Linked DNA regions of Homo sapiens: region 2 is linked to region 1. The links are chromatin loops, found by intact Hi-C in ENCODE. Cell type or tissue: heart right ventricle. All regions are shown on one strand. Each heading gives the region's core, and the rest is flanking DNA. Links, peaks and the distances in the headings are about the cores only.

Region 1 (8,636 bases), core at 1-8,000:
AGGCTTGCTGTGCCTCTGTATGCCCAGCATTCTGGACCACAGTCTCTGCTCCTGCTGCCACCTCACTCACAGAATCCAGCTCACCTCACCTTGACCCTCTTGGTCCATTAGCTCTTCTGGCTACCCCACCCCCAAAATAATATCTGGGCTCTTCTCTTGAAGCTCAGAGGTTACAAGGCATTGTGCCACCTTGATGGGTCCTTCCTGTGGTCCCTCTTAAGAGCCTGCTTTGTGGCACCTTGGTCCTTGTATTGGCCGAAATCCCTGGCCAGGAACTGTAGGTGCTCACCTTGGCTGCTGAGCGAGTCACATGATCTCCAGATTCTCTGAAGGCAGGTGCATTCTGCAACTGCTGAACCCGGGGAAGCCAGCTGAGTCTGCTGTGCTGTGTTCACCACCTTCTCTGTGGTGAATGACAGCTTTTTTTTTTTTTTTTTTTTTTAAGAGATGGAGTCTTGCTCTTTTGCCCAGGCTGGAGTGCAGTGGTGCTATCTTGGCTCACTGCAACCTCCGCCTCCTGGATTCTACAATTCTCCTGCCTCAGCCTCCCAAGTACCTGGGACTACAGGTGGATGCTGCCACACCCAACTAATTTTTTTCTTTTTTTTTGTATTTTAGTAGAGACGGGGTTTCACTGTGTTGCCCAGGCTGGTCTCGAACTCCTGAGCTCAGACAATCCACCTGTCTCGGCCTCCCAAAGTGCTGGGATTACAGGCGCGAGCCACCGCGCCCGGCCAAATGACAGCCTCTTAAAAGTGATAGAAATATTTTAAGTATGTGACTTTCTCTGCAATGTTTTTTGTGTTCCTGCGTGTATTACAGAATGTTCTTTTCCAAATAGTAAGGTTTAGAGAGGGTACTTAGAGTTCAACAAGTTATTCCCCCAAATTACCAGTCTCCTTCAAGAATGAAAATGTTGGAATTTTGAATGTTTTGTCCATGAATTGAGGAAAATTTTGGATATATGACTCACTTTATGCAAATTACTCTATCAGCTTTGTCCACCTTTGTCTAGTTTCTAAACTGTGAAGTTCTCCAGTATAGTGACATTTGCTAAGAAATCTGAATCCAGACCAGGTGCAGTGGCTCATGCCTGTGGTCTGGCACTTTGGGAGGCTGAGGTAGGAGGATCTCTTGAGCCTGGGCATTTGAGACCATCCTGGGCAACATAGTGAGACCCTGTCTCATTAAAAAAAAAAAAAAGAAATTTGAATCCAAGTATGTAACTCATTTTCCTAAAAATAATGTGTCAGATCACTGTAGTTTCATCTTAAACATCATAAAGATGGGGCCGGGCGCAGTGGCTCACGCCTGTAGTCCCAGCACTTTGGGAGGCCAAGGTGGGCGGATCACGAGGTCAGGAGATCGAGACCATCCTGGCCAACACGGTGAAACCCCACCTCAACTAAAAATACAAAAAATTAGCTGGGCGTGGTGGCACACGCCTGTAGTCCCAACTACTGGAGAGGCTGAAGCAGGAGAATCGCTTGAACCTCGGAGGCGGAGGTTGCAATGAGCCGAGATCGTGCCACTGCACTGCAGCCTGGGCAACGCAGCAAGACTCTGTCTCAAAAAAAAAAAAAAAAATCGTAAAGATGGCCTTCCAGCTTTATTTTGCTAAGAGTAGTCTTTACGTGGTCCGTGTGGTTTTGTTAACACGGCAGTTTCGATTTACTAGACTAAAACTAGCATATAAAGAAGCTAAGAAGGCTGGCCAACGATCCCACAACCAGCATAAGGTTCTCAGTGTGGCAGTCTCTGTTGTTCAGAGTCCATGTTTTAATTTTTTTCTTTAGCTGCTCATTACTCTGAATCTACAGGGTGTTTTCTGGTAGTTTTAATATAACATCAAATATGCATTTCTTAGGATCACAAATGTGTGCAATATTCTGTTCTTTCAGCCCCTAGAATTCCTCCTGAAAAGAGAATTTTTACAACCACCCATACACCAAATTGTTTGTTCCAGGATGTGGATGAAAGGTACGTGGTCTTGACCCACCCCCTTTTTCATGTTTTTGATATAAAAGCTATTTAGCCAAAGCCAAGACTGCATCTTGGTTTTATAATTACATGATAATGGACAAAAACATGTAATTATATACAGGCAATGAAATAATTATGGAATTACACTGAAAACTTCCTAAGATATGCACATGGTGTAATTGAGGCTTTCTGGAGAGCTGTTGATCTAATTGAGCCTGTCTTAATTCTCCCATATAAACCCATTCGGAGTGGATAATGGTCCAGACAGAGGCGCTGTTGCCTGGGACCAGTGTCAGGGTGGAAGCCGGAGATGCCATTGGCTGGATCCCAGCAGAAGTCTATCTTCCAGCCTGTGTGCTAGAGGCTTCTCCAGGGGACAGGATTTTCTCCATGCCTCAGAGCCCCACTTGGGTCCCTCTCTCTGGGTCTCCCCCTCAGGGTGCTGTAGCAGGTGCGAACAGTCCCAGTGAGATTTGGGAGCACCCATGTTCTGAGTGGCTTCTGCCCCCACCATGCATCTTCTCCCAGCTCCTCCACAAATGCATGAAGACTCCAAAAACACTTGGGCCGGCTAGGTGCAGTGGCTCACACTTATAATCCTAGCACTCTGAGAAGCTGAGATAGGAGCATCACTTGAGGCCAGGAGTCTGAAACCAGCCTGTTTGAAACCAGGAGTTCAAAACGTAGCAAGACCCTGTCTCTGCAAAATAAAATAAAAATTAGCTGGGTGTGGTGGTGTGCACCTGTAGTCCCAGCTACTCAGAGGCTGAGGCAGGGGGATCACTGAGCCTAGGAGTTCAAGGCTACGGTGAGCTATGATTGCACCACTGCACTCCAGCCTAGGTCACAGCAAAAGACCCTGTCTCAAAAAAATAGAAAGAAAAAAAATGTGTGGGCCACTGGCAGTAGTCACCGAAAAGTGACCTCAGAAGATACCACAGGAAGTGGACCAAGAAGCACCAGTGTGCTGGGTTCCTAAAATGAACCAGGTCACCTAGAAGCTGGAGGATCAAGACCTCTCCCTCCTCTACTCTTGGCCCAGGGACACAGGCCCCCATCCTTGGAGTCAGGGCCACACAGCTTCCTGGGGAGGCTCTATGGGTAAAAAGGGATCCGTCACTTCCAGCTCCAGGTGGCTCAGGTGTGTCCGCGGGGCTGCCTGGGGCAGAGCCAGTTTGCAGATGCAGGCTTCTGGACACCACCCTGCCCTGTGGAACCAGGATCTTGGAGGGCAGGGCCTGGGGCCGTATATGTAAAGCAGCCTCTGGAGACTTTTCTTCCTTCAGAGATCTGAGAACTGTCTCTAACCCACTCCCATGCCAACTTGGTGTCCAGCTCAGCCCTGTGCAGGGAGGTTGGCAGACAGGTTCACCTGGCATGATGGGCCACAGCCTGCAAGCTCTCCTTGATGAAGCCTTGTGTGTGGCCTGGCTCACAAAGCCCAAGGACAGCCAGGGCTCCCCCTCCTCCTCCCCTCCTTCTTTTCACCCTCCACCCCCTTTCTGCTCCCTCCTCTTCCTCCTCCCCCTCTTTTTCCTTCCTGTTCCCCCACTCCTCTCCTCTTCCTTCCTCTTCTTCCTCCTTCAGCAAGGCCTTGATGGGACGGATGCCAGGAACATTCTGTATATCCTGTCCAAAGGAAAACATGAGGCCTGAAGAGAGAGCCTCAGACAAGAAGGAGGAAATCAAAGAATAACGCCAGGCCCTTGAGAAAGTTCTGCACCATGGTCTAAAGATTCACAGGGAAAATCCTTCTACACAAGCAGCAGAGTTTGAGGAAACATTGGTTTGGATGCAACAAGTGTTAAGAGGCAGATCGGGAGAAGAAATGGTCGGTGGAGCCGGCAGAGGGCGCTGGACACAAACAGAAGCAGAAGGTGCTGCTGAAGTTCAGCTCCGTCCTGCAATGGAGCAAAGCCACAGCTCTGGGAGGAGGCATGAGCTCAAAGGGCAGAGGCCCAGCCAGCCACCGAGACTCCAAAGAAGCCACAGTAAACCAACTGGATGCTGAGGCCAAAGTCACACGAGACCAGGCTGGAAAAGAAGCACATACAAAGGGTTTTCCGAGGCCCAGGCAAAACTTGTTAAGCAAAAATCCATGCCAGGTCACATGTGGCCAAACTAATGAATGACACTGAAAAAGAAAAAGATGCTGGAAGGAAGAAAACAAAAGCATGATCATGACTTATCTCTTGGGAGGTGAAACGCAGAGCTGAAGCACTCAGGCCCCAGCAGAGGGAGCCTCCTTCAGCGTCCTGGACAGTGAACCTTCGTTTGCTATTGATTAAAAGTCTAGCTGGTTCTGTTAGTCCAACTTTTGATCTCCGGGGGTGGGGGAGGGGGTGGGGTTTGGAGTGTATCTTCTCTTTCCAGGGAATAAGATGGTTCTTAGTGACAATCTCCTCATCTGTTTGGATGCCAATCCTAGCGTGTGTCTGCTTGCCTTCCAGGGCGGTCCCTCTCCTGGGCTACCTACCTCAGGACCTGATTGAAACCCCAGTGCTCGTGCAGCTCCACCCTAGTGACAGGCCCTTGATGCTGGCCATCCACAAAAAGAGTAGGTCCCCTTTTCATGGTACATCCTGAAGTGTTTGGCGGAAGTTCCTGTGTCCTTGGGGCTGCTTCTTGGGACCAGTCTAGCTCTGACAGGTCAGATCAGCTAAGGACAAGCAGGTGGTAGACGCCCGCCTCGCCGCCTCCCTCCTGGCACTGCAGTGCCCAGTGGAGTCGAGAGAGAGGGGTAAACTCATGTGAGTTCCTTTGTGGCCAGTTGTTTCTCAGTCCGTGGCCTGAGTCCGTAGCATCTTATGTTTACTGTTGGCTTCAGTGGCGCATGGGAGGAGGGGAGACCAGTTCATCTGTGGCTAGGAAGGTTCTCACCAGGCCAGGGGAGTGCACAGTGCATGTCCTCACCAAGCCCAGCCCTCATAGATGCAAGTGACACTAGCAGAGGTGAAACATGGGATGAAACAGCTCCTGCTGGAAACAGCCTCCTGGTAATCTACAGCAAAAACAGGAGGTTGAAAGCAGTGGCTTTGAAGAAGTGTTCATACCCCTACAGTTTGCAAATGATCCTGGGCCTGAGTGACTCTTGACTTGTCTCTCTCTACTATAAATCCTGTTTGCTCCCCTTTTCCCCTGAATGCTGGCTTTTGCTCTCCTAGTCCTGCAGTCAGGCGGGCAGCCTTTCGACTATTCTCCCATTCGGTTTCGCGCCCGGAACGGAGAGTACATCACGTTGGACACCAGCTGGTCCAGCTTCATCAACCCATGGAGCAGGAAAATCTCCTTCATCATTGGGAGGCACAAAGTCAGGGTGTGAGTGCTCCAAGGGCCCGAGGTGGCTCAGGGGTCTTGGGCGGGGGTCTCGGGCTGTCCTCACCTCCCAGCAACAGATGGCATAGGGAGGGGCTGAGAGGCCAAGACCGAAACCTTGCTTCCTGCCACCAATCTGGAGCCCCAGACTGCTAGGCAGGGGTGACCTGTCCTCTGCCCCCAAGTGGGAGGGACCTCATTCAAGCAGAGTAGGGAGTGGACAGGCAGCAGCCTGGGGGGCTGCAGGGGAGAGGCAGAGGGCCCACCCAGGCAGGCAGCATGTAGTGGCTATACAGTCACGCCAGAGAGGTCCTCCTGTGGGGCCCCATCTAACAAGATGAATTAAAACCACGCAGGGGCCCTTTGAATGAGGACGTGTTTGCAGCCCACCCCTGCACAGAGGAGAAGGCCCTGCACCCCAGCATTCAGGAGCTCACAGAGCAGATCCACCGGCTCCTGCTGCAGGTGGGTGTGGTGCCTGCATGTCCTCCTCCCAGGTAGCAGCCTGAGAGCCCCCTGCAGAGGACATAGGCTCTGAACCCTGGTCCTGGCACACCCACTCAGACAGCTTCATCTGTCATTCTCTGAACATCCCCCAGGGGACAGTTTGGGCATAGACTGTGCTAGTCCGAGACAGTCCATAGTACCCTTGGCTCTCTCCAGCCTTGCATTCGACCTTGTCTGAACTGCAGCCCTGAGTGAGTAGCTGAAGGACGTGTGCAGACCCCGTGCTCTGACACAGGCTGCATAGTTCCAGAGTGACCTCTCAGTGGTGCGGGGGCTCATTCTAATCCAGAGCAGTGGGACTTAAGGGAGGGACATTGTACTCAAGGTCCCTAAAAAAAATCAGGCCCACTGCAGTCAACCCCACACCTGAGTAGGCGCCTGCCTGTCAGTTCCCGGAGACTGTGGAGTGAAGCTGTCATCGCATCTTGTTTGTTTTAAACCCATCCACAGAGGCGTGGCTGGCTGCAGCCATGCGTTGATGAGCGGGTTGGACACATTCCTTTGGTGCCGTCTCCTCGGTGACTGCATGTCTGGGTCGGGGCACCGCGGCTGGAGGCCAGGAGTCTACCTCTGGAGCTGACCCTGGGGTTCAAACCTCAGCTCCCCTGGTCTCTGCCATGTAGCCTTAGGCGGGTCGCCATCCTCTCTGCGAAACAGGGTGTGTTGGCAGGGGGCCACATGCATAGCTCAGCAGCCCTGGCTGTGTCTGTAGCGCTGTCTGCTGTCTCCCCAGCCCGTCCCCCACAGCGGCTCCAGTGGCTACGGGAGTCTGGGCAGCAACGGGTCCCACGAGCACCTTATGAGCCAGACCTCCTCCAGCGACAGCAACGGCCATGAGGACTCACGCCGGAGGAGAGCCGTACGTCTCCTTCCATTCTCCCTGAGAAAATGAGTTTGTGGATGTCCCTCCAGAGTTAAAAAGCACACTCAAGACAACCTTTGGCAGTTAGGAGGGGCTTCCTGATTGCAGCTGTTGCTGCTTCCTTTCTAAACTTTGTCCACTTGGGACTTTTTAATCTCTTAAGAGTTGAAAGAGCTAGAAACCATAGCTAAGTGTTGGTTGAAAATTATTTAAAACAGACAAAACAAGCAAAAGTGAAGATTTAACTAGGATAGAAAGAAGAAAATGTGGGCTGGGTGCGGTGATTCACACCTGTAATCCCAGCACTTTGGAAGGCCGAGGCAGGCGGATCACCTAAGGTCAGGAGTTCAAGAACAGCCTGGGCAAGGTGGTGAAACCCCGTCTCTACTAAAAATACAAAAATTGCCTTGCATGGTGGCGCGCCCCTGTAATCCCAGCTACTCGGGAGGCTGAGGCAGGAGAATGGCTTGAACCCGGGAGGCAGAGGTTGCAGAGAGACAAGATTGCGCCACTGCACTCCAGCCTGGGTGACAGAGCAAGACTCTGTCTTAAAAAAAAAAAAAAATGTAATGTGCCGTTTTGCTTTATTTTTTATTATTCTTTAGGATCATCAAATAGGTTTTATCTAGCTCTACACCTGTCAGATTTCTCATCCACAGTTTCCTTCTGTGTTGCTGAAATTATTTCAGCCATCCTCTGTTCTCACTTTGCCGGACAGACTGAAGGAGGTCTCCTAGAATGAATAATGTGTTCATTTTGTTTTTCTTCAAGGAAATTTGTAAAAATGGTAACAAGACCAAAAATAGAAGTCATTATTCTCATGAATCTGGAGAACAAAAGAAAAAATCCGTTACAGGTAAAAAAAAAAATATTCAACATTTCCTTACTGAAACTAGAGTATGGCCACATGAGAAGAGGGAACCTGGGTTAAATGCTGACTCTGGCTGGCAGGGAGTCTACCTTGTAGCCGTGTCACACCCCCTTCTGCGTTCAGCACAGTCTGCAGCTTCCAAGAGGCGAGAGCAGCCCAGTCCTGCACTCAGCCAGTGCAGGCACTGATGTCCACACTGGGCACCTGATGCCCTGCAGGCCTGGCGGGGTGTGGCTAGGTGTGCAGGCCTGGGGAGCTGTGACCAGTGTGCCTTCCTGCACCCTGGCCTGCCAGCAGGGTGTGCCTGGGAGCCACGGCCTGGGCCGCTTGTTCTTGCTGTACAGAGTAGCTGTATGGCTGTGTGTTTACACTTGCAAACCCTTCACTCACACACACACACAACTGCCGACGGTTTGCCCAGCATCCACATACACTCAAACCAAACCTGTCTGAAGTGGGGAGTACCACCCAGGGGCTGCCGACCCACCCCCACTGCAGCAGCCCTTTCCTACCACAGCGCCACACTTCCCAGGCAGCTTCACAGTGTCATGCGCGGGTTCAGATTCATGCTGCTCCTCTGTCCCGCATGTATTTCTCACACAGCATGCACACAGACACGTGTGCACACATGCATGCATCCCAGTCCCCTCCCCCTGGTGGGCCCTTGCTCATTCTCTGTGCTCAGGCCGAAGCCTCCCGTGGGGAACACTCTGGCCAGACACCGCTAGGACTTTTGGCCTTGGGGATGTGTTGGTGGACATGCTGCCTGCTGGACTCTGTGCTGGGTGTTGGGGACACGCTAATGAGCTGGACACAGCTCTTTGCTTGAGGGTCCCTAGGGGACAGGCATGTGATGAATGTCGTTGGGGCAAGAGTCGAATCTGCAGCACAGTGAGCAGGCAGTTGTCATCATAATTGTTACTAGCAGGGATCACCTTGAAAACACTGGCCTGGCCCAGGAGGAGCATAAAGTACGTGGGCTCTCATTGGCCCTGAAAGTTTAAGAGTTCAAGTGAGAACTGCTGTCTCCCACTGCTGAGTCCCTGACCCCTGGGGACAGCCTAGACCCCAGAGAGAAGCAGACACCAGGCTGGGCAG
Region 2 (15,533 bases), core at 4,266-12,265, 140 kb after region 1:
CCTGCTCTGCCCGTCTTGCTCTGCTCTCAACCCTGTGGCTTTCAGCCCCTACGGCTCCCAGCCCAACAGGCAAGGACAGGCTGGGCCCTCAGACAGGGCTGTCCCACAGTCCTGAGACGATGGAGACAGGCTGTATTCCAGCAGCCAGGAGCCACCTGTGGCTACAGAAACGACAGGTGGCTGGTGCGACGGAGGGGCAGGACTTTTACTTTCCTTAAATTGTAATGAATTTCAGTGGCTGCATGTGGCTGGCAGGATTGCGCTGGACACAGCGCTGGGCCGGGGGCACAGAACTCAATCATCTTGACAAAATCATAGGACTCTGAGGACATAATTCCTGAACTCCTGTCTGCACAGCAGCCCGGGGAGCCTGTTAAAATCCAAGGCACATCACAGCCCTTCTCTGCTCAGATTCTCAGTGGCTCCCCACGGCCTCACAGAGGTGCAATAATCCCAGCCAGGTTCCTCTCCAACCTCAGGCGCCCACTCCATGCCAGGGCGCCTCCTCCTGCTCCTCCCCCGGCCAGCCCGGCCTCAGGACCCTTGCACTGGCTGTTCCCTCTGCCTAGGAGGTGCTTGCCCCAAATTCCCACAGGGCTCCCCCTCTCTTCCCTCTGGCCCCTGCTCAAGGCCACGTCCCCAGAGGGGGCCCCCTAAGCACCCATATATCATAGTCCCCCAACTGCTTTGCTTTCTCCACAGCAGTGGGAATCGCACCCCACACACCTGCCGGCACCTGCCCATGGGCCACCGTCTTCCCTGCTAGACGCTGCGCCCAGGAAGGCCTAGAACAACGCTTGGCACAGGCAGGCATGTGCCACAAATCCGCCAAGTGGAAGGATACGTGGGACCCATGCCTCCAGAGCAGGTGAAGGGGCTCTGCTCAGAGTCCTCTGGTCAGGTTCACTTCATCCTCCGGCGGAAGCAGCAGCTGAGGCCACAGAGGAGAGGGGCCCCTGGGTCTTGGATTCAGTTCTGGGCTTCGGGCGCCCTGACTTCCACTTCCACCTACCTGGAAAAGGCCCCGCCCCGCCCACTGGTCCCGCCCCTGCCGGGGGCCTACCTGGGCCTCTGCGGAGCTCTCTGCGCCCAGGCGCGCCTGCAGCTTCCGCACCATCACCTGCCGCTTCCACTCTGGGATGGGCTGGCCGCGCTCATCCCGCGTGGGCACCAGCCCGTCGATGTCGCCTGAGGGCAGCCCATCCAGCTGTAGTGCGGCCAGGCCATCTGAGGTGTCCCCCGCCAGCGCCGTCTCTGTCCCCTGTGCAGAAGGGGGTGGGTCACACAGGCCCGAAGGGGACCCAGGCCCTGAGTGGAGGGAAGATCCGAGAGGACGTGGGGGGTTGGCTCCGCCCAGGGCACGCTAACAGGGCGCCCTGAGAGGAGGGACAGTGGGGGCCACGGACAGCACCCCACCCCCTCATCCCCAGCTTAAGAGTGAGGCCTCAGAGGGGAGGGACTGGAGGGGGCGGGGTAAGATGTGTGTGAGGGGATTGTCGGCAGAGAAATGAAACCAGAGGTCCCTCCCCGTCCCCTGTGCAAGCCCAGCAGATGCTCGCGGAGCGCACCGTATCCCTGGGCAAACTTGCTCTGGGCACAGCTACATAGACAAAGCCTGGCAGCCAATCCTGTGCCGCGGAGGGCTTGTCAGAGCCTTCAATGTGCCGTGCGCGCTCCAGCTCTCCACGACGGGCAGCAGCGCCACGTGGCGTTTCCCAGACTCCCACCGAACACCTCAATGGTTGAGAATCTGCAGTACCACGCAGGGAAAGTCTGGGCTGGCTTTCTAAGGGCCCGGCGCCCAGGAAAGGGAGAGTAAGGGGGAGCAGGACCCTTCTGCTGGTCTGGGCTGGCCGAGGCCCTGAGGAGGAGGACGGTGGCAGCGGGGCCCTGCCCATGGATGGCTGCTGCGATCTCCGCACTCCAAGCGGGCACGGAGCACCCCTGAGCTCAGAGGTCAGGGAGAGGGGCCTGGGCCACTGCAGCCCTCTGGGATAACAGAGAAGGGTCCCCGTGTTTCTGTGGTGGGGGGGACAGCTGCCGTCGCCCTGACATTCCTGTCTCTTCAGAACTCAGGGTGTTCTCGAGAGCAGCGGAGTGACGCAGGCAGCCTGGCATCCACCCTTCAGGAAAGGCCTGGCTGTGCTGGGGGCTTCTCTGGGCCCCTAAGAGGATGGGAATGGAGGCTGGCTAGGGGCCCCGGGAGACAGGAATGCAGGGGTGGAGGACGAACCTCGGGGTCAGCCGTGGCACTGGTGATGATCCTCGGAGGGGCCGGGCTGGTCATCTGCTCCCTGGGAAGAGGCTGGTCAGGATGGCCAGGCCAGGCCGGGCTGAGGGACATGGCTGCCAAGAAGAAGAAGGGTGTTGCAGAAAGGGCAAGGGCTGGGGAGCAGAGACCCAGAGCCTCGGGGATCCGGCCCTGGGGGCAGAGCTGACCTCCTGAACGATCTGCGAGCTGGGAGCTGACCCCAGCCCACCCTGCCCCAGAACACCTCGGGGGCCCCACTGGACCTTCTCTGGGGAGTCAGTGGGGCCCGCCCCCGCCTGGTCGATGGGAGAGCCTGCGGCACACCGCTGGGCCACGCCGCGGCCCCTCCTGCAGCAGGGGAGGAGCTGGGAAGGGCTTGAGGCCGCCCCTAACGCAGCTCTGCAGGCCCCAAAGCTGGTTCCCTTGCTGCCTGCAATGCTCCCTGCCCCGATGAAAACACACACTTCAGGGTCAACCTCGAGTGAAGAACACGTCTGCATCACAGCCAGGCAGACACGCACAGACACAATCACACACAGACATGCACAGACACAATCACATACACACAACACAGACACAATCACACAGACACAGACACAATCACATCACATACAGACACAGACACAATCATACACACAGACACAATTATACACACAGATACAATCACAGAAACACACACAGAACAGACACACAAACACAATCACACACAGATACACAATCACACACAGATAGACACAATCACACACATACACACAGACACACAATAACAGTGACACACACAATCACAGACACACAGACACGATCATACACACACAATCACACAATCACACAGACATACAGACACAATCACACACGCAGACACAATCACACACAGATACAGTCACACACAGAGAAACACACAGACACAGAACAGACATACACAAACACAATCACACAGAATCACACACAGATACACAGACACAATCACAGATACACACAGACACAATCATACGCAGAGACACACAGACACAAGCATACACAGACACAATCACATACACACAATCACACAGACACAATCACAGACACAATCACACAGAAACACAGAACAGACACACAGACACGGACACAATCACACACAGATACACACAGACACAATCACAGACACACACAAACACAATCACACAGATACACACAGGCACAATCACACACAGATGCATAGACACAATCACACACAGAAACAGACAGAACAGACACACAATCACACAGATACACACAATCACATAGACACAATCACACACTGACACAGACACACAAACACAAACACACATACACAGGCATAATCATACAGAGACACACAATCACAAAGACACACACAGACACAATCACACACACAATCACATACAGACACACAGACACAATCACACACAGATACACAATCATGCACAGAAACACAAACACAATACACAGATGTACAGAACACACAATCACCATACACATACATACAATACAGACACAGACACAATCACAGAGAGACACAATCACAGACACGATCACACACTCGAACACAATCACACACAGATGCACACAGACACAATCACACAGACACAGACACAATCAATCACAGAGACACACAATCACATAGACATAGTCACACACAGACACACATGAACAATCACACACATACACACAGACATAATCACACAGACACACAGACACAGACACAACATACACAGATACACACAGACACAATCACACACAGACACAATCACACACAGAGAAGGGTCCCCGTATCTATGTGTATCACACACAGAACACACAGACACAATCACACACAGAAGCACACTCCCACATGTGAGTACAGGGCCGCAGCAGGGCCCGTGGAGGAAGCTCGCCCTCACTACCTGTGGCACCTGTTGATAATTCCATTCCACTCCACTCCACTCCACTCCACTCCACTCCACTCCACTCCAAGCTGGTCACAGACCCCTAATGGTGGTGGCCCACAGCGTGAGGACTGTTGCTTGCCCTGCTAGCCCATGCATGCGAGGTGTGCTGGGGTCTGAGGGACAGCAGCCCATCCACAAGGGGCCTGGGCCCAACCGGCCCGTCTCCCCGCTTTTACCCCTGGATAAGTTGCTGTAGCTGTAAGTGCCCACCACGGAAAATGCTAATCCTCATGTTTCCAAAGCACCAAAGACAGTCAAGGAAACCTGGAAGCAACTGGGGAGGGAGGGTGATGGGGTGCCCGGCTGCCCGCAGACTTGCCCACCGGTCCAGGACCTCGGAGGGGAGGCCAGTGGCACCCTCTCCCAGGCCCATGCCCTGGGTGGCCCACTTGGGGCTGTGCACTCACGGCTGGGGTTCCCTGGCCCTGGGCCTCCTCTTCTTCCATCCTCCAGGGAGCGCCTCGTGGCCAACAGTGGAGGTGGGGGGAACGGTGGTGGTGGGGGCGTCATCAGCAGGGGCACCTGTGGGTGAATGGGCCTGGTCAGTGGGGGACCCCCGTGGGCTCTTCCCTGCTCACCTAGACAGGGGCAGGGGCACCCAGTGGACGAGCCTTGGGGAGCCTGTGCATCTGAGAAGGGCTGGGACAGGTAAGGAGGTGGCAGGAGAGGGGCAGGTCCTTGATCAGGGTTCTGTCCCAGGGTCATCTCCTGCCTGAGTGCCATCACTTCCTGGCACCCCACCTTGGTTCCCCGCCCACTTTCACCTCTATTGGGTGGGCCACCCCCATCTCAAAGCTCAGCTTCCAGGCTCCCTCTGGAGGCAGCTGAGCTCTGGGGCTCCGGGTACTGGGTTAGGGCCTGGTTTCCAGCTGTGCCCAGCGCCCTGTGGTCTCACAAAGACATGTGCACACATATGCACACACACGCATGTATGCTCTCCTGCACACACATGCATGTACTCTCCTGCACACATGCACGTACACTCTCCTGCACACACACGCACGTACTCTCCTGCACACACGCATGTACACTCTCCTGCACACACATGCATGTACTCTCCTGCACACATGCACGTACTCTCCTGCACACACATGCACGTACTCTCCTGCACACACACACATGTACACTCTCCTGCACACATGCACGTACACTCTCCTGCACACACACGCATGTACCCTCCTGCACACACACGTACACTCTCCTGCACACACACACACGTACTCTCCTGCACACACGCACGTACACTCTCCCGCACACCCCCCTCCCCGACTGCCCTGACTCCTGTGCTGTGGTCCGCCTGGAACTTCAGCCCTGACATGGGGCCTGTCAGTGTCTTGGGGGTGGATGGCCAAGTGAGAAACCTGGTGAGGAGAGGGAAGGGCAGTGGACTAGGATGGGGTCCCCAATGTGCCCACCAGCCGAGGGCATGGGCAGCCCTTGTCCCCAGCCAGCAGGGCCGCATGCCACCGTCCCTCTGGGCACCTCCCCCACTGTGCCTGTCAGACCAAAGCTCTTGTCCCTGCCCTCCAGTGGGCACTGGAAGCCAGACGTGGCCATCAGGGCTCCAGGGTCAGTGCTAGTGAGAGCCCTGGGCAGAGCAGAGCACTCAAATCGGCCACGATTCTGGACATGTGGCCTGGGCCCAGGGCCCGTCGTGGGAGGGGGAGGGACCCATGCTGCAGCTTGCTCGAATGCACGGCTGTCTCTGCCTTCAAATTCGTTCTCCTTTCCGAATGCAGGGCCCCCATTTTCCTGCTGCACCGGGGCCGGACTGCAGTGAAGTTGGCCCTGCCTGAGCAAATCTCTGGCCTCCCTAAGCCTCCCTTGCTCATGGACAAGGTGGCACAGGCTGCCTCCCAGCAAGGATGCTGGGTGGCCCCTCGGCCACCTCCCCTCCAGGACCCTCACCCCACTGGGCCACGGGGAAGGGAACACAGTCTGAAAGCCCATCTGCCCGGCCCCCACGCACCTCACTCCTTCCAGGAATCTGTGCCCACAGCCCAGGAACCCTGGTGCGCGGTGGGCTGGGGAGCAACCGCCCAGCCCCAGCCCCGGAGGCCCTCAGACGCGAACTGCAGAGTGCAGGGAGCACAGCTGTCCTGGGACACCGGGGGCTGCTGAGGCTGCCGCCCCCAGGAGTGGGAGGTGTCACATGAATATTTGAAGGCCGAGGTGTCAGGTGGCCAGGCGGGCTTGGGCCGGGTGTGGGATCTGTTACCACGGAACCTTTAACTGTCCACAGAGCAGGGGCCGGGGAGGGGATGCTCTGGGAGATGGAAGGGGACCTGAGATCCCTGGGCCCCATGAGAAGAGAGACCACCCAGAGGAATCCCCAGCCCCACCTACGGTACGGCCCCCAGGGCACAGATGGGGAAATTGAGGCTCAGAGAGGGCAAGGGGCTTTCTCAAAGCCCCACAGCCGGGCTGCCGCAGAGCCGGGATGAGAGTCTCACTGGAGACCTCAGTCTTTGCTCCCTCCAGTGCCCCTGAACAGCTGCTTCCTTGGTGGGGGACACCACAGAGGTCAGCCTCTAGGGAAAGACCAAGAACACAAAGCCTGGCTGTCCTTTCTGGGCCACTTCTCAGGGCTGTGTGTGCAGGGAGCGACTGAGGGACTAGGACTGACTTGCTGTCTGCTGAGCAACGGCGTGTTCCCCAGACTCAACGGTCCTCAGAGGAGATACAGACCTATGCGGCACAGCTGCCATCGGGACCCAACTCGCACCACCTGGGACTCGGGGGCAAGGGAACGCCTCAAAGCATGATGTGTGCTCCCTGCCGTGCTGAAGGAAGGTCCTCCGTCTTGGACCCAGGAGTCTGGTGTCTTTGTCCACGTTCAAGACATAGCGAGAGGCTGGCGTCGCTGCTTCAAGCAGGGCAGAGTCAGACTCCAGACCAGACGCGGCCAGAAAAGCCAGACACAAGTGGTGTCACCGACAGAGGTGGGCTGAGCCCTGCCTGGAGTGGGCCCCTCAACAGCAAGGCCACCCCAATGCCCCCGCACTGTCCCCTGCCCAGCCAGGACCAAGCCGGGAGTGGGATGGTGCCTCTCGCCTCCTCTCTGCCCCTGCCTGGGAGCCCTCAGCCCCCTCCCTGAGATGGAACCTGCTGTCAGTGGAGAGGGGCCACCCCTGGCAGAGTGAGGGGCTTGGCAGGATGGCAGCCGCCCTCTTATGCTGGGGAAGACAAAAGAGGTGGAAGTTAGTCTGGGGCTCAGGGGACTACCGGACTCTGGCCCCAGCACAGCATCTGTGGCCTGGGGGACCTTACTCGAGGTCCCTGTGGCCCAGCCCTGCTCCACTCCTCACCAACGAGAAGCCCGGGACGCCACCCCCTGAGCCTCCATTTCTTCACCTGTAAATCAGAGTTCTTGGAAATTTGAGGGACTATGGAGAGCACCTGGCATGGGCCTGCAAGACAGTGGCATTCAGACCTTGACGCTGCTGCCACCCTCGGTATTAGGATGGTCTCTGAGTTTAACAGGGATGAGAAGTCTGGCTGTGGCGTTTCTCCGGCAACGGGAGTAACCACACCCCTGGCTCCCATAGGAAGGCCCTGGACACGATGGAGCCTCAGGGATCTGGAGGCGCAGATGTCAGGGTCCTGTCCGTTGGGGTCTTAACATTTAGACATGTGCTGCCCCGAATCCCAGCATTGGACAGTTGCCCTGAGGCTGGTGGTCATGTGGCCCCACGGCCCCGACCGCTGTCGCTGTCCCTGGTTTTTGGTGAGATTTGAGCACCGCGGAGGCTGCATGCATTATACATGGAGAGCATCGTGGTGAGCCAGGTCACAGGCCTGTAATGCCACCCGGTCAGAGAGAATCACGGCCCACGGATGGGTGCCGGACACCCGTTGCCATGGCTGAGATTCCATTACTGGCTGTGTGGGTGCCACCCTTCCCAGCGGGAGGAGAGTGCCCAGGAAGCCTCTCACCTTCTCTGGGCCTCAGTTTCCTCATATATAAAATAAAGATGTCTTAGTACCTTTCTGGACCAAAGGGGAGGGAGTACACCTGTCCGGAGGGCCCACCAGGGCAGGCGCCTCATTGGGTGCTCGAGGAGCTTCTCCTCTACCCAAAAAACAAGGCTCTGGGCCGGGTACGGTGGATCATGCCTGTAGTCCCAGCACTTTGGGAGGCAGAGGCGGGAGGATCACTAGAACCCAGGAGCTCAAGACCAGCCTGGCCAACATGGCCAAACCCCGTCTCTACAAAAAATACAAAAATTAGCTGGGTGTGGTGGCGCACACCTGTAGTCCCAGCTACTTGGGAGGCTGGGGTGGGAGGATCACTTGAGCCTGGAAGGCTGAGGCTGCAGTGAGCTGAGACTGTGCCACTGCACTCCAGCCTGGGTGACAGAGACCCTGTGGTGAGAAAACTGGGGTTTAGAGATGCTCAGAACTTGCCAGTGCCCCATGCCCAGGAAGGGCAGCACCAGTGCTGGCGGGTGGGGGTGAGTGGGACAGCCCTGGACACCATGGGAGATGCCAGAGGCTCTGCTCCCCGAGCATGGAGGGTTCTATTCACCATTCCTGCCCAGACAGGGCACTCAGAGCCCCACAGCCAGGATCCCAGCTCCTTGGCTAGCAGAGGGGAGGGGGCCTGCCTCGAGGGCAGCCCCTGGCCTTCAAGACCGCATCCCTCATTGCGTGGAGAGGGGCCCCAAGGCCCAGGGAGGGTCAGGGCTGGCCTTCCCTAGCACCCTGAGCAGAGCCCGAGCTGGGCGGGCCCCACAGACCCAACACAAAGGAGGTACCGAGGGGGCACCTCCCACAGGGCAGGTCTCAGCACTCCTGTCCAGCATTGCTCCCCAAGCTGCTGCTGCTCTTGGAATGCACGAGTCCCCTGGGGGCAGATACAGGCTGTGCTGTCATGGGGAAGATGATGGATTTCACCACCTCTTCTGAGGCCAGCTCGGAGGCGGCCAGTGTGAGCAGCCCCTGCGGACTGCATTCCCATCAATATTGCAGCAGGCACACGGCCTCCCCCAGCCCACAGCTGACAGCCTGCCCTCCCTCAGAGGCCTGAAGAGGGGACAGCTCCAGTGGTGAGAGACGAGCACCCCCTGCCGTCACCAGACCCTCCCAGAGGGAGAAGACGGAGACAGGCTCCAGTCCCTACCCCGAGCTCCCAAACCGGCTCCTGAAGCTGCAGACTGAGGAGCCGGGAAGGCCCCGGGGTTGGGTTTTCATGCGCCGGGCAGGGGGCGCCCAGGCGCGGGCAGGAGGGGACTCTGGATGGGAAGGACGTGGCGAGCCTAACACGACCCGTCCTCCACTACCACGGGGTCTGGGGACAGAAGGCAGAGGCGCTGCTTGGACAGAAAGCCCAGGCATGGGACCCCAGAATGGCTGGGGCGGGAACAGTGTCAGGGACTCCCAGGAGGTCGGGCGGGGCTGTTCCCTTGTGCCAGGGGCTTGTGGAGGCTGGGACACCTGCAGAGCTGCTGCTGTCCCCACCTGCTAATCTCGGCTGCCATCCAGGGAGGAAGTGCAGGGAGGGGCCCAAAAAAGGCCAAGGCTGACCTAGCGGCCTTGAAGGAGCTGTGGGGAGACCCAGGCAGCCGGCACTCCTGGGCTGTGGGCCATGGAGCACCATCTTCTGTGGCAGAAGCCAGCAGAGCGCCACCACCTTCTCAGCCAAGCCAGAAAGACAGCCTTCTGCTGAACCAGGACCCGCTGGACGCCTAGCAAGCACACCATTTAGTAAATACGTGACTTCCAACAGTGACTGAATTCTAGTTCCTGAAACTGCTGCACCAGGGAAAAACCAGGGCAGAGCCGTGCTCCCCGGAGGCCACCTGAGCCACCTGTGCAGCACGGCAGGACTGGTGTGGGTTTCCGTCAGTGCCAACAGAGGCCCCAGTGGTGGCAGTGTGACAAGTGTCCAGCAGGCCCCAGGGGCTGGGGTGGGGGGGACTGTGGCTCTGCCCCAGTTGGTCCCAGATGCTCTGAGGGGACACATCAGAGAAGAGGAGGCACAGCAACCCCTTGGGGAGACAAAGGGTTTGGGGGGTGGAGGGCGATGACACCTTCCAGTCCTCAGTCCCCTCACCCGAAAAGAAGGGCCAGGTGATTTCAGAACACCTTCCTGAAGGGATGACCAGTAAAAGAGGTGTGGCAGAAACCGAGCTAGGTTAGAGGGATTTGTCACAGTAACTGCCCCAGGCCTCCCCTCCTCCAGCTCCCCTCCTCCATCCACCTCCTCCATCCACCTCCTCCATCCATTCCTCCTTCATCCACCTCCTCCATCCACCTCCTCCATCTCCCCTCCTCCACCCACCTCCTCCATCCACCTCCTCCATCCACCTCCTCCATCCATTCCTCCTTCATCTAACCTCCTCTCCTCCACCTCCCCTCCTCCATCTACCCTCCTCCATCCACCTCCTCCATCCACCTCCTGCATCCAACTCCTTCATCCACGTCCTTCATCCACCTCCTCCATTCACCCTCCTCCATCCACCTCCTCCATCCAACTCCTTCATCCATTTCTCCTCCATCCACCTCCTCCGTCCAACTCTTTCATCCATTTCTCCTCCATCCATCCTCTTCCATCCACCCTCTTCCTTCCACCCTCCTCCATCCACCCTCCTCCATCCATTCCTCCTCCATCCACCCTCCTCCATCTCCCCTCCTCCATCCATTCCTCCTCCATCCAAGGCCTTCATCCACTTCTCCTCCATCCATCCTCTTCCATCCACTCTCCTCCATTCACCCTCTTCCATCCATCCTCTTCCATTCATTCCTCCTCCATTCACCCTCCTCCATCCACCCTCCTCCATCAATCCTCTTCCATCCACTCCTCCTCCATTAACCCTCCTCCATCCACCCTCCTCCATCAATCCTCTTCCATCCATTCCTCCTCCATTAACCCTCCTCCATCCACCTCCTCCGTCCAACTCTTTCATCCATTTCTCCTCCATCCGTCCTCTTCCATCCACCCTCTTCCTTCCACCCTCCTCCATCCATTCCTCCTCCATCCATTCCTCCTCCATCCACCCTCCTCCATCTCCCCTCCTCCATCCACCCTCCTCCATCCATCCTCCTGCAACCACCCTCCTCCATCCATTCCTCCTCCATCCATTCCTCCTCTATCCACCCTCCTCCATCTCTCCTCCTCCATCCACCCTCCTCCAACCACTCTCCTCCATCCATTCCTCCTCCATCCACCCTCCTCCATCCACCCTCTTCCATCCACCCTTCTCCATCCACCTCCTCCATTCACTCTCCTCCATCCACCTCTTCCATCCATTCCTCCTCCATCCACCCTTCTCCATCCACCCTCCTCCATCTCCCACCATCCACTCTTTTCCATCCACCTCCTCCATTCACTCTCCTCCATCCACCTCTTCCATCCATTCCTCCTCCATCCACCCTCCTCCGTCCACCCTCTTCCATCCACCCTTCTCCATCCACCTCCTCCATCCATTCCTCCTCCATCCATTCCTCCTCCATCCACCTTCTCCACCCACCCTCCTCCATCTACCCTCCTCCATCCATTCCTCCTCCATCCACCCTCCACCATCCATTCCTCCATCCATTCCTCCTCCATCCACCCTCCTCCATCCATCTGCTGCTCCATCTGCCCTCCTCCAACCATCCTCCACCATCCATTCCTCCATCCATTCCTCCTCCATCCACCCTCCTCCATCCATTCCTTCTCCACCCACCCTCCTCCATCCAACTCCTCCATCCACCCTCCTTCATCCATCCTCTTCCATCCATTCCTCCTCCATTCACCCTCCTCCATCCATTCCTCCTCCATTCACCCTCCTCCATCCATTCCTCCTCCATCCACCTTCCTCCATCTATTTCTCCTCTGTCCACCTCCCCTCCATCCACCCTCCTCCTTCCACCCTTCTTCATCCATTCCTCTTCCACCCATCTCTCCTCTGTCCACCCTCCAGAGCTCTCCCCCCTCCATGTATCCCTCTCCTCATTTTTCACTCCTTTGGCCTCCCTGCCCCATTCATTCCTCCTCTGTCTGTTCCCTCCCCATCCATCCCTTCCTCTGCTCACCCTCATGCATCCACCTGCTTTTCTGTCCATTTGCTCATTAGTTCATTCAGCAAACACTTGTTGAGCTCTGTCACGTTCTAAGGGCTGGGGACCAGTGGGATAGACAAGATCCGTGTCCTTACAAATGGGGAAATGAGAGGCTGTGGGGTCCCAGGCTGAGAGACGAGAGCCAGGGCTGGAATCTGCTGCCTTCCGGCTGCTGCAGGGCTGTTGGCCGCCTTGCGATCACCTCTGGGAGGTTCCGTTCCCACTCCTGGGGCTCCTCAGTCTGACATACATCACCCACATCACCCACATCACCCACGAGGAACTCTGGCCACCGAGGCTCTTGAGTCACAGATGTGGTCTCTGTGACCCAGACGAAAGGCATGGCCTGGCCAAGTTCCAGCCACAAGCCCAGGCCGGGCCCTGGCCACAGCCATGGCCCCAGGCCCTGTCACATGCCCTCTGTCCTGACCCCTGTTACAGCCCCTGTCCTTGTCACAGCCCTGGCCCCACCCCTGTCACAGCCCCTGTCCTGGCCCCTGTCACAGCTCCTGTTACAGCCTGGCCCTAGCACTGGCTGCCCTGTGGCGCCTCAGTCCTGCCCAGGCCCTTGCTCCTGGCTCCAATGCCATGTATGAGTTGGACATGGTGAGCTTCCCAGCTGACTATGCTGCAGGTTCAGCAGTGGGGTCCTGGCTGGGGTCTGGGCCCACCCCCCATGCCTCCAGGGCAGCTGGGGACCCTGAGCCTTACCGGCTGGGCCACCTCCCGCAGGTACTGGGCGCAGTCCCGGTGTCCATGGTACTCCGCCAGGTCTGCCGCCGTGTAACCATCTTCATCCCGCAGGGAGGGGTCCACGTGGTGGGAGACTAGGGTCTGGCAGCACTGCAGTGAGGAGGGCACACATGTGACCCACCACGACACAAACCAGGTGCCCATGGGACTGGCCCTGTGCGGGCCGCTCCCCTGCCCCATGGCGCAGGCTGCCCTGATGCCCTTCCCAGCAGGGGCAGGACTTGAATCTGGGCCGTGGGGTGCCAGAGACCTGCCTAGGAGCCCCCGAGCCTCATCCCACAGCCACCCTGTCCTGGCCCAGACAGTACCAGGCACTGCTTATGAAGCAGTGCTGAGCTGACAGGCATCAGGGTGCCCCGTCCAGACCCCTCACAGCTGCCATGGCCCAAGTGTCAAATGCAGAACCAGTTTCCATGTTTGCCACCCTTGGAGGTGTGGATCAATGCACGTGAAGAGACGAGGCTCAGAGAGACAAGCAACCGGCCCCTGCCCCAGGGACTCAGGGCTACTTCCTGCCACAGCCCCACTCTCCGTGGGACCATCCTCCTGGCCCAATGAGGTTCCCCCCTAGTGCCTGGAGCACCAGCTCATGCCTGACCAAGCCGCTCACCACCTTTGCCAGCCACACTGCATGCTCCTACCCAGCCAACTTGGGGCCAGGACCCTCCTGTCTCCTTGTACCTGATGGGCTCTTGTGATGGGAATGGGGAGGAAGAGGGGAGGGAAGGAAGCTGGGGAGGGAGTCCACAGGACTGGAAGGCTAGAGGACATCTTGGCCTGTGAAGGATTCAGTTGGAAGAGGGACGGGGGACCTCAAGAATGAATTCTGTACTTTATTCTGTAAACATTTCTGTGTCTCTTTTGTAGTACCAGGGAAACACAAAAACGAACTCGAGTTAGGCGAACGCTGTGTTCACAAAACTGTGCCTTTGACCCAAATGTATCTCTGAGATAGACCAGCTGGGCCTCAGCATCTTTGGGTGACACTGAATTGAACTAAGTAAGAAGTTGTGAGACCCTTGGCCGGGCGCAGTGGCTCATGCCCGTAATCCCAGCACTTGAGGAGGCCAAGGCGGGTGGATCACCTGAAGTCAGGAGTTCCAGACCAGCCTGACCAACATGGTGAAACCCTGTTTCTACTAAATACAAAAAATTAGCCAGGCGTGGTGGCGGGCGCCTCTAATCCCAGCTACTTAGGAGGCTGAGGCAGGAGAATTGCTTTAAGCCAAGAGGCGGAGGTTGCAGTGAGCCAAGGTGGCACCACTGCACTCCAGCCTGGGCAACAACAGTGAAACTCCACCTCAAACAAGTTGTGAGACCCCAAAGGAATTTTCAGCTCCTCTCTGGACTGCAGTGCCTCACCTATAAAAGGTGCAATTAGTGTTCATTCTCTACAGATAAATACAGGTTCAGCATGCATGTGGAGCGGCGGGTGTGCCATGCCGTGAGTAAATACAACGTGACGCTGTCGTGTGTGGCAGGGGGCCTGGCAGCGAAGTCCAGTGGCCTTGAGCTCATCTGGCTCTGTGACTTGCTGGTCAGAGAACTTGGCCAGCTAACTGGGCCTGTCTGTAAAGTAAGGACACCTGCATTGATCTATGGTCGGCACCACCAGCCTCCCTTGCCCCGGCCCCTACCGACACTCACCTGCGCAGCTAGCAGGTCAGCTTGAGACCTCGAGGGCGAGTGCCTTGTCCTGGGGGAATCCTCTGGAGGGCTTCCTTCCCCTCCCTCCTCTGCCCTGAGTTCCATGGCCTCCAAGGTGGCCACAGCCTGAGGAGGCCACAGCGCCACCAGGGGAAGGTGGACAAAAAGATAGAGCCCTGCTCCCTGGAATCCCTGCAGGTCCGAAAGACCAGTGCCAGAACCGCCGCAAGATCAGCTCCAGAACCGCCACAAGACCAGAGCCAGAACCACCGCAAGACCGGAGCCAGAACCGCCGCAAGACCAGCGCCAGAACCGCAGAGCCACAGGGCTTGTCACTGCCTGAGGATGATGACCCTGCGCCTCTAAGCTGCAGACTGGGGTGTCTGCTCACGCACTGCCTGCCTTCCTGGGTGCCGTGCTGCCCTCCAGAGAGTAAGCAGCTCAGCCCGGGGGCCGCCGGCTCTGGCACAAATATGCAACCCTGGTCGTGGTGCGAAAGCTGCCACCCATAGCGTGGCCGGGTGCCCACAAGGCTTTATTTGTGGGCACTGACATTTTAACTTCAGATGAGTTTCATGTGTCATGAGATGTGATTCTTTTTCCTTTTCCCCATTTAAAAAGGGAAAAACTATTTTGAGCTTGTGGGGCCACACAAAATCAGGCGTGCGCACACCCCTTCCCCGGGGGCTGCTGGGAGGCTTGAACCAGATAACGCCTGAAGGCTCCTGGAGGCCCAGAAGGGCTGAGCCAGTGGCTGGTGTGGCTGAGGAAGCAGGAAGCATTTGTCAGATGTGCAAGGACACCGGGGCTGGGGAGGCTGGGGCAGGTCGCTGAAGCCAGTCGCTGGAGAGAGGCACTGCTCCCGGAGGCTCTGGGCTGGGGGAATGGCAAAGGTTTGCCAGGGCGCGGTG

The links. Peaks named below come from ENCODE experiments on the same cell type or tissue, not always from the same donor. Only the 100,000 strongest peaks of a DNase experiment are listed, where the experiment ranks them.
Region 2: it touches region 1 in a loop (9-fold over the local background); 6 of 110 quality-filtered maps call a loop at or near these places.

The regions. Positions count from the first base shown.
Region 1 is chr2:238,258,856-238,267,491 of GRCh38, reverse strand. It overlaps PER2 (period circadian regulator 2), which reads left to right. Exons shown (of 23, transcript NM_022817.3): 9 at 1,902-1,980; 10 at 4,434-4,540; 11 at 5,148-5,301; 12 at 5,655-5,763; 13 at 6,539-6,664; 14 at 7,439-7,523. Among named protein-coding and RNA genes, the nearest start is that of HES6, 23 kb to the right of the region's middle. RefSeq lists an enhancer at 3,209-3,709. In heart right ventricle, for the core only: a CTCF peak has its summit at 3,837 (motif pointing right); DNase peaks (open chromatin) are centred at 3,841 and 6,510; H3K27ac peaks cover 3,043 bases.
Region 2 is chr2:238,114,435-238,129,967 of GRCh38, reverse strand. ESPNL (espin like) reads right to left here. Exons shown (of 9, transcript NM_194312.4): 5 at 12,934-13,065; 6 at 4,584-4,698; 7 at 2,234-2,346; 8 at 1,064-1,261. Among named protein-coding and RNA genes, the nearest start is that of KLHL30, 16 kb to the left of the region's middle. RefSeq lists a silencer at 2,504-2,563. In heart right ventricle, for the core only: CTCF peaks have their summits at 9,054 and 9,264 (motif pointing left); no DNase peak of the experiment used is centred there; H3K27me3 peaks cover 1,137 bases.